Regions from separate parts of the Homo sapiens genome. Here region 2 is linked to region 1. The links are chromatin contacts, found by Hi-C or POLR2A ChIA-PET in ENCODE. All regions are on one chromosome and are shown on one strand. The core of a region is the stretch at or near the end of the contact, and the rest is flanking DNA. Distances in the headings are between cores, read along the strand shown. Region 1 holds the start of MEIS1-AS3 (MEIS1 antisense RNA 3). Region 2 has its middle 97 kb from the start of SERTAD2.

Region 1 (7,007 bases), core at 4,441-6,940:
ACAGCATCTCATAAAATAATAACCTTTCACAGTTCAGTGGTTTATACTAAAGTTTAAAAGACACCCACCACCAACACCTCCATTTATATAGAACAACTGAGGCTCTAATACAGCAGTGCAAGCAATCTCGCTGCTTTAAGTAGCCAATGTCAGTTCAGATTCTCTTGATGTATCTATATTTAATCCAATATTTTAAAGTCATTCTGACATAGTGCCACATCGAAATGTATATTGAAGTAGATCATTGAAATATATTTATGCACAATAAAATGTCCTAAAGCTGTCTCCTTTTCACTATTAGGTTTTTATTAAAAGACGCCCTAATACCTAGTCAAGTGCTGGCAAGTTTTATTAAAATGCGATAAGGAGTTTTAACTTCAGAAAAGCACATGAACAATTTTAAAAGTGCTTGCACCAAAGTCTATGTCTCTTGGACAAAATCAGCTTGACTTCTCCATGTATGTGTATGTGTGTGTGTGTGTGTCTATACACACATAGATACATATACAGATATATATTTGGGGGGCATTGGGCTTATTTGTTTCTTAAATCACAAAATCACTTCTCTATGGTAACAGTGATTACTTCAGAAACTGTCACTGTCGAACAGAGGTCAAAGTTAGCTTCATGCTTTTTTTTTTTTTTTTTTACAAAGCTTCCACAATGCTAGAGATCTATAAATGTTTTCTTTTTTAAATCACAACCAAAATGTGCACAATGTTTCTTAATGTTTAAGAGAACATCAAATGGTCTCTGCCATATGAAGTTGTCTGACTGTGAATTTCACCCACACTTTCTAACACTTGTGCTCTCCAAGTGAAAACACTGAAGTTTTACATTTTCATCCCAAATTGCCAAAAGGGAACTGCACTAAAACTTTTATAATTACCAGTGTCATTTCCCCTCTCCTAAAGGGTTTTTTTTCTTGATTACCAATGTCACTTTCCAAATTCCAAGAACTGATTTGTACATGCTAGATTATCGAGGCAGTAGATAGATTTAACTTGACTGTCAAGCAAATTCATCCTCAGTGTCAAGCAACCACTACTGTTTTTTGTTTTTTGTTTTTGTTTTTGTTTTCAGAGTTGTTGAATCTGTCCTATCTTCCTTTCTTTTCCCAGGCTGTCTTCCCAAGTTTAGGCATATGGGTACACACACATGCACAGCTGTATTCAATGTAGGTTTTAGCCTTGTGCCTTAATCAAGTGTTTGAGCTATACACCTATGATTGATATCATATCCTATCTTTGGATTTGAAAAACATGGTTAGACCCCAAGACCTGTCCTATGAGTCTAAGTTGGGTACTGTGGTTTTCTCTTGTTAGTTACCAGCACCAAATCATACCCCCAACCACCACCTCCCACCCCCGTAAAACAAGATTAAAGTTTGTCATCAAGGCTGCAGTTTTTCTATTGTCCAGTAGACGGCACAAAAGATCAAGCCTTCAAATGCTAAACAATTCACCAAGGCTGCTGTGGTTTGAAGTGTATGTGTGTGATCTTCTTTAAAATAGCTAACCAGCCAGCATTGTATCTGTGAAGCAGTGAAGTACCTGAAAACTTAAGATAACTCACTAAAAGTTTTGAAACGTAATGATATAAAAAGGTTTTGCATATGTCAACAAAATGTTGCTTCAGAAAATACACTTTTAAATAACTTCAGAGAAAAATGTTATTTAGAAATTTATCATTTAAAAGTTATCTTTATAGAAATTAAAGTGAGAGAAATTACAGGGCATTTTATTTTTAATTAAAAATAAAGAAAGTATTTGCACCGTGAGACTTGAAGATTCTATAGCGGAACTTTGCATGATGCATCTATGTTTTTTACTACATTTAACATACAACTCAGTCCACAAAATTGAAGGTTGTATTTCAAATGCACTTACACATAAATGCATATATAATAGGTACTTGGGAAGGGGAATAAATTCTCTTGATGAAGTTTTGTGGGATAGCTTTTGGGGGATATTGGAGAATGAGGCCAGTAGAAACAACAGTTGGGACTTTGCCTCTTTCAGAGCAATGCATGACTTTGGCTAATATTTATATTTTACTAAAAGGCTTCTATTTCCTTTTCATTCTGCAGACACTCCTTATGTAGCAGTTTGGGGGGGAGGGTAAAGTGTGGGCTAATAACTCATTTCCCAGTTAATTTTATTAAGAATTTATAGCACTGTTTAGAAAGTTTTAAGACAACCATAAATTTTATTAGGAATACTTTATTAAGCCCTCCATTTAATTAATAAAAGACCTCTATAACTTCTGAAAATGTCAGAGCTAGTAATTATGTTAACCAGTGTAGTTTTTTCCCCCCTAGAGACCAAAGCATTTTAATGATTTGAAATAGAATAGTAAGGAAAGCACCTCCCTCTCACCCCCCATTTTTTTTCCCTAATTTTTGCATCATCCAGTCAGAATATAGTAACTTAGGTATTTTCCCTGCAACCCTTGGAGAGCCTAAGCTGACCTCTAATTGACTTCTGAACTGGACCCAGACATTCTTTGTTTTCTGAAGCAAAATGCAGTAAACAAATCTTTCAGTCCTTATAGCCTGTAATGCTTTAGAGCACTTGATTAACATCCTCCCTAATCCTCTCAGTTAACCCCCTTTGATATCACCTAACCAGGTTTCCCCCTTTAATAGATCTCTCAATAGTTTATTTCACTTTTCTCACAGCCATTCATTAGCTTTGACTTCTTGGTGCCTTTCTCATATCACCTCCAGGCTCTTATCTCCAGCATTCCTCTATTATCTGTACTAGATTTCGAATCTATTTTCTTTAAACTATCTTTCCCTCCCTCCTCTTATTTCTGTTTTTTTGAAATGTCAATGCTAGTGAGGGGGAGAGATGCAGAGGATGAATGTTTTTGAAATACAAACGCCAAGCCTCCACACCACAGGACAACCTAAAAACCAATCACAGCATTTTAAGGGACATCTTAAAGTTTGGTGGCAAATGATAAACCCTTATCATTTTGTGAACACAGCTGCCAAACTCGATTGATTAACAGGCTTTTGTTTATTCTGGGCTGGCAAATACACACACGTTTTACCTTAAGAGGTGCCTCTTTAGTTTCTAAGGGTTTTGGAGCTGACTCATCAGTGTGACCTTTTGGGACAAAAGCCTAATTTAGGATATAGATCTTTCCAGAAGCACAATTCCTTATAGAACATAAAGTCAGGGGAGTTCTCCGAGACGACTTTACCAGCAGCTCAGAGGAGCACTGAGGGCTTGAAATGCCTCCATACAGGAGGGTGTAAACAATAGAGACCAAGGGCCCAGTCTGCCTCCTTTTGTCACCGTTCTCTATCTCTGGAAAGATGCTCTGAGATAAGAAGGATGAGAAGAGAACGGAAGGCCTGAATCGCAAGAGCTAGGGCCAAGTGCCAGAAGTTTTCACCAGGCCAAGTTTTTGCAAAATAAAAGTGCTATTGCCTTAAAAAAGCAAGTATCTGAAATAAGTTAGGAATAGGGGCTGTCAAAAAATGGGCATAAATATTGACAGTAGTTTACTAAGATACCTAGACCTGTCCCTTCATTTGTTTCCTTTTAATAGATGATTAATTGCTGCCCTGCTAAAGGAGTTTTTTTTTTTTTTATGGCTACTATATTGCAACTCTAGACATCCTCTGTGCAATTTCTCTCAGCAAGCCCCAACTGTAATAACTGTTTGCTAATTGTAAAATCCTTATCCAGAATGAGGTTTGGGCAAACAATTTGTACTACTGTAATTACATTGTAAAAGTGTTTAGTCCCTTGATTGTTCAGAATTAATTGTATAAAGGCCTAGAAGTTATATTAGGTTCACAGTTTAAAATGGAAAGACTGTGGGGGGGGGGAGGGGCACTTTTCAAAACTACTGAGTTGATTTTAAGTCCGCAAACTCAAACTATCTCATTCTTTAAGGAAAATTTGTGTGTAGGTAATTTAAAGTACATTTTTAAGGTAATCTGGCACATCATGGTTAAAGCATGCAGTCGTCTAGTCTTCCTCCTGCTTTGAAGATTTTGGTTATGTTTGCAAAGGGTGACTTACCTGAACCTTCTTTTCTCATCTGTGCTAGAAAACAAAAGAAAAAGATTACCGGAAAGCAACAATACAAAATAAATCCTGTTGTCAAATATATATATATATATATATACTGACCTTTTCCAAATTTGAAAACGTGGCCGCAGAGTTGTGGTAAATCCAAGCCCCGTTACCTCTTTGCCGAAGAACCCCTGAGGCTGTTAAAGACCACAGTCCTCTAAGCGTATTTCGCAATAAATTTCTCTCAGTTAAATTATACTTACACAATTTCCCTCGCAGTTCATTTAAGGATCATAAACGTAGGTGTGCCCTGTCGGTGTTTGGTTTGACCCCCACCTCCCACCCACGCATCTCCCTCCTACCCCCGAGTCGCGCAGATGCCTGGCGGGCCTGATGCGGGGACGATGATCACACCCCCGCGAGCAGCCATCGGAAGGCGCTCAGGTATACCCCGAAGTCGGCTGGGGTTCCGGGAAGGGGTCGCAGACTGCCGGCCCAGCTTAGTCCTTTCCCTAATCGGAAAAGGAGCGTGCTGCCTGGCCCAGCCAGCGCAGCCTCCCAAGGATTAAACAGAAATCGCCTTCCTGAGACGGGGAGGTTCCATCTTGGCCTGAAATTCTGCTTCCAAGTTCATGTTGTGGGGCCGGGGAGCGACGGTGAGGCGTGGGGTGGGGGGGTGGGGGGATGGGGGGAGGCCGGGAAGTGTAGGCAGAGGCATAAAGGCGCTGGTAATGCACCTGGCTGCCCACCCACTCCGTCCCCAGCTTTTACTCGCGGGCCTGTCTTAACCTCCCAAGTGATGTTTCAGGGCGTTTGTACCAGAAAACCTACACATGTATGTGATGGAAAAAAACTAAAAGATCCTGAAACTTAAGCGTCAGAAAAAAGACAGGGAGAAACAGAGAGAAAAAGGAGAGAGGAAGCAAATGATAAGGGATCCTGGAGATGGTTTAAACACACACACACACACACACACACACACACACACACACACACACACACACACACGAGGGAGAGCTCTTTCAAGGCAAAGCGCTTCTGAAGGTTTTGGGAGAACGTGTGTCAGCCCTTCAGGCACACAGGGTGCCAGTACGGAGTTGGGGGCGGGGAAGGGTGCAGTGCAGGCGGCTGGGAAGGCTCATCTGCTCGGCTTTATGGAAACGCTCCACTGTTGGGGGCAACCAACCCCGCGTTGACTCCTGCGAAGTGCTAAAGGAAGCGATAGATGTCGCCTAAGGAGACTACGGACGCTCGGTGGAACCTCATTCCAGACCTATGTTCTCATGCTCGCCCTGTGTCTCCTGCTCCTCGGAAGCCCACTCTATAGAATCTTCAGTCCTACCTCGCAGACGGACGCAAATTATCTTTTACTTTGCGCTTAAGAGTTGGCTTCAATACATTTTAGAGCTCCTAACCTTTCCCAAACAATCTTCGGATGAAGGGATACCCCCAATCTTGCTCAAAACTCTTTCCCTACCTACACCCCCTTGAGGGTGAGGGTTCAGTCCGCAGCTGGCGAGTGGGACGTGGGTGGGGGCGATGGAGGCGCGGGCGGGCTGCTTGGAGGGAGTCAGCCTTTTGGCCACCTTCAGGGCGGGAATAGGGACTGGCAGTTCGCATTCCCCGCAGATCGAAGCTCCCTGCTGATCGATTATTTGATAATTGATTTTCCCCGCAGCCAATGCGCGGCGGCCTGGGCGGGGGCGCCTCCTGATTGGCCGAGCACTCCTCCACGGCTGCCTACCGAGATTTGGGTGAGCTCATTTTCCAGTCGACCGCAGGGGGAGTTTTCTGCGAGGTTTCAGCTGGAGGGAGGGGGAAAAATCCTCTCGGAGCCGAGCGAGCTGCGAGCCCTGCTTGTGGATGTGAGGTTTCCAGCCACTGGTAGAGCTGCTGCGGCTGAGCCATCTCGGCAGATCAGAGCCCAGCGGACAGAAATATAAATACGAAAATAACGCCACTAAATATAATCACAAGGGAGAAGCTTAGAGCGGGAGAATAAAGAGAAGGGGTGAGGGGGAATTAAAGCCCAGGCAATAGGTGTTAAAGTTAAAAACAAAACAAAACAAAAAACAGTGGTTGGTTGGAGCCTCCGAGTTGTAGGTACAGGCAGCTTTTGTCTGAAATCTCAGCTTCCGAAGCGGATTTCTTTTTCTCTGGCACTGGGAGGTTTCGCCGAGCCGGGTTGGGGACGGGAAAGAGGAGCGCGGGGAAGGATGTCTGGGGTGGTGAGGGCAGGGCTTCGCTGGAGAAAGAGCTAGTGGGGCGCGAGGTTCTTACAGGCCCGGGAGAGGTCGAGGCTGGAGCCCCTCGGCGCCTCTAAGACAAAGGCAGCGGTGGCTGCAGCCGGAGCCTAGCACTCCGGCAGCGTCGCGCCGCGCCGCGCCGCGCCCTGGGCGCACGGCCGCCTCACCCCGAGCGGGTCGGAGAAAGAGCCTCCCTCCCAGCGGCTCCCCGGCCCCGGCTCCGCCCGCGAGGTCTGGGCTGCTGCGAGCCCGCGCCGGGTTTCGCTTTCCGACGATCATAAATAGCTTGGTGTTTGTAAACAGGCGCTGGGGGCACATTCCCCGCGCTCAGCTCATTGTTCCCTCCCTTCCTCTCTACTTCGCGCAGGACGCCTGGGCTGGGGCTGGGAGCCGCCGGGGCTAGGAGGTGGGGGAGTCCAGACCCGAAGTGACAAAATGCTAGCATTTTCTTTCCCCCGGCCGGGCGTCCACCTCTAACAGCAAAGAAACCTCTAAGCTGGGTCTGCAGAAAGCCCGAGCCACCTCAACCCCATGTTCTCAGGACTCCTTAGCAGAGGCTTTCCCAACCTGGCTTCTCCCTCCTTTTCCTCCACGATCCCGCTTTGACTTTTCTCCTTGCAGTGTTTAGTTCTGAGAATTCAGTACTTTGCGCATCACCCCCTGCCCCGAAAAACACTGGCAGACCCCAATAATTTCGAGGAAAGTCATGAAGTCTATGCGCGGAGCC
Region 2 (6,049 bases), core at 514-3,013, 1.7 Mb before region 1:
CACAATAACCCTATGAAGTAGGTGCTATTATTTCCATTTTACAGATGAGGAAACTGAGGCTAACTTGGCCAAGGTCACAAAGATAATGAGGAAAAGCTGGGGTTTAAACTTACGGAATCTGGTTCTGGAAGCCCCACTTTTTTTTTTTTTTTTTTTTAATTATTTTGTAGAGACCGGATCTCACCATCTTGACCAGGTTGGTCTCAAATTCCTGAGCTCAAGCCATCCTCCCACCTCAGCCTCCCAAAGTGCTAGGATTACAGGCATGAACCAGCGTGAGGTCCTACTCTTAACCACTACACTAGACACCTCTCTAAGACTGCTGGTGATGATGGGGTAGCTAACCTGGAGTGCTCTGTGACATGTACTCTCATGCAACCTTACAACAACCCCTTGAGAAGTCATTCTTTCCATCTACAGGACAAAACCCACAAAAGCCAGGTTAGAAACGTCCCCCAAGGTCACACAGCCAGTGAGGGATGGTGGTAAGATTCAAACTCTGGCAGCATGGCTCCCTTGTGCTATGAGGTCTTTCAATAATTCAGTCTTACACTCATAAAAAAGGTCACATGATAAAATTTACTAAACAATTCAAAAAGGTTTTGTGTAAGTCTTCCTGAAACACTCTGGAAGGTTTTGGGGCTTATGACAAGCATTTCTTTAAGACAGCATTTACATTTAAGTCACTTTTCATCTTTACTACTTTGGGCTGATCATAAACACATTTCTGCTCTTTAAAAAGAAATATTTCTGTAGCAACTTGGCAGATTTCGGTACAGGAACAGTCTATTCTTTAAAATTAAATTTAGTAACAACTTATTCTGGTTACTCTGAAAGAGAAGGAGAGAATGAACTATTAAGAGGCCTTTCCTGTACTTTAATGTTTCAAAACATGTTTGGTTTGGCCTCATTTGAATCTTGTGGACAACTAGCCCAGAACTTGACTCAAAAAGAGTAATACCATTTTAAAACAGCTGAATTCTAAAAAGCAACCTCAGAAGCCAACTCTGAGCAACTATTTCTCATAATTTTTACTTTTATTTCAAACAAAATATGAAAGATGCATATGGCAACATCCTCATAAAGCATATATAGACAGGTATTTGTACTTCTGAGCTATGGACAACCAAGAAACCAAATCAAAATTTTACAAAATTCTGTAGTATGACATTGCTGAACAAGCAATGAAGTACACAAAAGATGGATATCAAAAGAGAAATAATCCATATTTCTCTCATATCCTTAACATGCTCCATTGTGTCCAGTGACTGAGAAATTTAAAACTCTGTGTTGTAATGCCTCCCTGTAACAGAGGTGAGCTAAAGATGAAGTGTCAAGCTGGATTTCCATCTTACCTTGCTTTCCCCCAACAGGTTCAAAGACTTCATAACCTTTGATACGGACTTGATATTTTTTCAATAGGGAACCCATAAAACTATTTTCAAATAAAAACACTAAGCAATGCCACTAGACAATCTGTCTTTCTCTGCTTTATCGCTGCCCTATCGCCACGCATTAAAATTAAAAATACCTTTCTGCCTTGCCTTTATTGAATAAAAGTTTAACTTTGAATTAGAAGAAAACGTACCCATCGTCCCTTTTACACTTTTTGCAGGTGATAGAATCTATCAGATCACATTGGTGGCTATCACTGCTCTCTAAGCATCCTAAAGACAGAAAGCATGCCATTACCAAATGTTTTATAAGCGTTATAATGCCCCGATGGTGGAAGTCTGGCAATACCTAGATATACAGCAAGGCTGGTGAATAAGGAGCTGAGGGGCGGAGGAAGCGGGAGCGAGGGAGGGAGGAAAGGAGGGAGTCGCCACCTTAAATCCACGCCGGACCGGGAACCTGCAGCCCACAACCTGATCCCTGCCCTCCCCAACAGTGGACCGGCCACCACATTTTTTCAGATCCTCCTCACCCAACCCAGCACAGCACTCACCCTTCTGCGAAGAAGTCGGCACCCAGTCCAGCTCCGAGACGGGTCGGGGTGGCAGCGAGGGAGGGGGCGTCTGGGCTGTGGGCGGGGGGTGTCTGTGCGTCACTCGAGTACAGGACGGTGAGTTCGAGGGGTGGGAGCGCAGAGGAGCGGGGAAATCAAGTCACGGCCGAAAAGGGAGAAGGAGAAACGGAGGGGTGGGGTGATGGAGCGCCCCCTCCCTAAAATAAACCCACCGGCCCCTACGATCTCTGCCCCAGAGAGGGAAAATAAAATCAGGGGAAATAATAGACCAACCAATAAATCTCTAAAACGACGAGGAGCGAGGAACAGACTTTAATTTAAAGGGGGGAAAATTGAGCGAGGGCTGGAGGGGAGACAGAGGGAAGCGGCTCTGGGTCTATCCCATGCCTTTGCAGTCCCCAGGCAGAGGAGGAGGCTGGCTGAGGGGAAGTTGCAGCGGCTCCCGAGGAGGAGGAGGAGAAGGAGGAGGAGGATGTTACACCGTAACAAGTACAGACAGACAGCCATGGATCAGAGGGGCGCTGCAAGCAGGAGCAGGGGCGGCCGCGGCGGGGCGAGCGGCGGCGGGCGGCAGCACCGCCTGCTCGGCTCGCTCAAGACATTTAATTGGATTGATGGGTTGTGCAGTGACTCACAGACTTTACAGAGTCGTACAGCAATCCCCGCCCAGCTGGACAGGGGTGATGCGGCGGGGACGGGCGGGGTAAGGGGGCCGAGAAAGAGGTGAGCTAGGAGGCGGCGACGAGAGGGTGAGGAGCTGAGGGGGCGGAGCGGAGCGGAGCTACCCAATGGTGAGGCCCATCGTTCCGACGGGCGTGGGCCTCGACCTATGGCGGCGCGGCTCGTTAAGCGGCTGGCTGCACCCCTGGCCCAATGAGTCTTCTAAGGACACTGCCGCGAGCGGGGCGGGGGCAGTGGAGTGGGGGGTGGGGAGAGGTGGGTGGACGTTCAAGTGTGGGGTGGAGGGAAGGAGGAGGCGCCGGAGACCCGCGGAGTCACTCGGCCCTCCTCGCTCCAGAAGTGCGCCTTCTGCCAATCCGAGCGCCTCGCGGGAGTGATGGACGCGAGCGTGTGGCCAATGGGGAGGAGAGGGCTTCCGCAGCCGGCCAGAGGGGAAGGAGCGGGCGGGCCCGGCCTCCTCCTCTCCACCAGCTCCTCTCCGGGCCAGCCCTCCCCTCCCGCGCGGCTCGGGTCAGTCACGCAAATAACAGTGTGAGGGCCGGGGCTGCGCGGGGGGGCGGCGGCCCGCTGCTGGCTGCGTGACAGCGATGGGGACTGGCTGTGCTGCCTACTCTGATCCGGCAGGAGGAGGCGGCGGCGGAGGCTGGCTCCTAACTCTGCGTGCAGGCGGCGGCTGCTGCTCAGACTCTGCCTGGCGCTGCCGGGGAGCCCCTACGGCCAAACCCCACTCCCGGGGGACAGCCAGATTTGGAGTGAATCAGATCACGCAGTGCCCACTCTTGGAGACCGCTCCGGGGGAAGTCCGGCGGGGCTGTGTGCTGGGATCTGAGGAGGCTGGAAGCCGTAGGCGGGAGGCTTGGCCGTGACATTTGCCCCTTGCTTGCTTGCCTGTTTTCTGGGAAAGTCAGGGTAGGGTGTGGGCAGGTCGAAACAGCTCCTGAATACGTCCTGTTGCTTTACTGAGTTTCTGGAAAAGGCACTTCTTAACCTGGTATGAGCGAAGCTGTAAATGCATGTCGATACCTCAGCTTCCTCCAACCCTCCCTCCCGCACGGATCTTCCTCCCACTGGCTCACCTTGAACCCTGACGTCGGTGCTCCGCAGCACCCACTACTAGATCTTCTCCTCCCTGCTGATTCCCAGGAGTTATGGCTTTTCACAGTTTCTTGGCTACTGTCCAGCAATCATTTTACAGACCTTAACCCTTTACACACCCTTGTACTTGAAAGTACTGTAACTGTAACCACCAATAAACCTGAATGGAGATGTTCACTAAAGCAAATACACTGGCAAGAACCCACCTTCTTCCCCACAGGTGCATTTCTGCACGTAATTTGAGACTTAAAGACAATTGCTTCTGTGAAGAAACTAAGGAAAGGCAAATTAGACACTGTATCTCTACTCAAATTCACTTAGAATACCCGACATCCCCTTTCCACAAAGGAGTCATCTGGAGAGACCTAGGAATAATTTAGCTTTGGAGTCTTGAAGTGAGCGAAATCTTTACATACGTGTGTGTGTATGTATATATATGTATATATTTCAAATATATATATGAAATTGAAACCTACAGTGCTCTGGAATTCAGAAGAGAGATACTAAGTGAACACAAAGGTTTACTTTGGTCATATTGGGACCTTCCTTGATTATTGTCATTTTAGGATACAGATCCTTCCCCTGGGCCTGTTAAGACATACAGCCTGACACTTCTTTTCTCTTCCCTTTCTGATTTTAGCCCTACTCCATGATTTCTTTCAGTAGTCCTGAGTCCACTTACAAAAATGAGCTGTGCCACAAACTTCTTGTAGCACACAGCTTGTGTATGTGTTGCCTCTCAGTATGCTGAAACTCCTTTGGAATTCCACAGTGCAGGAAGGCCAGTGTCCTCATCCCAAGACATGATTTGCAAAAAGTGGACAGTGTTCCCTTAGCCAGGTCACCCTGTGGTAAGTGAAACAAATTAGATCCCTTGTGTGGGAAAAATTCACTTCTTTTCCAAAGTGGGTTATTGAACTACATTTAAGAATGTGCTGGCTGGGTCCAGTGGCTCATGCCTATAATCCCAGCACTTTGGGAGGCCGAGGTGGGCGGATTACCTGAGATCAAGAGTTCGAGATCAGCCTGGCCAACATGGTGAACCCTCGTCTCTACTAAAAATACAAAAAGAAAAAAATTAGCTGGGCCTGGTGGTGCGTGCCTGTAGTCCCAGCTACTCGGGGAGGCTGAGGTAGGAGAATCGCTTGAACCCAGGAGGTGGAGGTTGCAGTGAGCCAAGATCGCGCCACCGCACTCAAGCCTGGGCAACAGAGGGAGACTCCATCTCAAAAAAAACAAAAAAAAGAATGTGCTAATGATACATTTTAGAAGCCCCTTTCTTATTTCCTCCACTGTGAGGTCATTTCATGACTCAGGTGACTATAATTGATCAGAGTATTGTTTTACATATGAATAACCCTGAAGAAGATTTTGAATCTTCTTCATACACTAGAATGTAGTGCGTAGTATGTAGTTGAGTAGACATTCACTAGTATCTTTCAGAGGATCTGCAAATACCTAGGGTTAGCATCTTGTGGCAGAAGCTGCCCCTGTGTCAGTTGTTACTGGCATGCATCCAGGCCCTACCGTGTGCCTTCTAATTTTGTGCTCTCCTTAGTCCAGTGTTTCTTAAAGGGAAGACACACCCAAATTCCTGGATCTGCTGAAACCTATTGAGTTATCATCTCTGTAGGCTCTACCTGGACATCTGCTCTTTAAACAAATATCCCAGGTGACTTGAATAAATATTAACATTTTAAAATATTAAAATACTAAAATAAATATTTGATTTGAGAACCCTTGTTTATTCCTTTGTTTTGAAAATTTGAGACCCCCTGTTTATTTCTTCCTTTCCTCCTCTTCCTTTCTTATGTGTATCTATTTCTATTTCCTTTCTCCCTTTTTTTTTTTTTTTTGAGACGGAGTCTCGCTCTGTCACCCAGGCTGTAGTGCAGTGGCACGATCTCGGCTTACTGCAACCTCTGCCTCCCAGGTTCAAGTGATTCTCCTGCCTCAGTCTACTGAGTAGCTGGGATTACAGGCGCGCGCCACCATGCCCAGCTAATTTTTGTATTTTTAGTAGAGACGGAGTCTCACCATGTTGGTCAGGCTGGTCTCAAACTCCTGACCTTGTGATCTGCCCACCTCGGCCTCCCTTAGTGCTGTGATTACAGGCATGAACCACCGCGCCCGGCCTATATTTTCTACCTCTCATTTTTGTGCTCACTTCCCCTTCTACACTGCTTGCACACAGGCCTTGCGGGGAAGGAGTGATCCCTAAAAAAGAGGATGAAGATGGCCAATAGTCTTCTATAAATAACATGAGCATACCTCATAACTACAGCACTAAGAAGTATGGGCAAG

Evidence for each region. Hi-C counts contacts between places; a loop is a spot of excess contacts on that map. ChIA-PET counts read pairs that join two places held with the same protein, here RNA polymerase II (POLR2A). Pooled maps may share reads with other maps.
Region 2: a pooled map shows a loop between it and region 1 (4-fold over the local background). The contact joins the enhancer-like site here to the promoter of MEIS1-AS3 in region 1. A Hi-C loop is called at or near these places in 3 of 50 pooled maps. POLR2A ChIA-PET finds 5 or more read pairs at or near these places in 2 of 52 experiments (Caco-2 and HEK293).

The regions. Positions count from the first base shown.
Region 1 is chr2:66,427,780-66,434,786 of GRCh38, forward strand. MEIS1-AS3 (MEIS1 antisense RNA 3) reads right to left here and starts at 5,691. Exons shown (of 4, transcript NR_046438.2): 1 at 5,512-5,691; 2 at 4,152-4,231; 3 at 4,041-4,059. RefSeq lists enhancers at 5,520-5,872, 6,742-7,007 and a silencer at 6,398-6,497.
Region 2 is chr2:64,748,333-64,754,381 of GRCh38, forward strand. No RefSeq gene overlaps it. Among named protein-coding and RNA genes, the nearest start is that of SERTAD2, 97 kb to the left of the region's middle. RefSeq lists silencers at 1,990-2,059, 2,391-3,390. Within about 2 kb of position 1,764, at least 36 of the 41 ENCODE cell types and tissues checked have a DNase peak (open chromatin) inside an H3K27ac peak, as active enhancers do.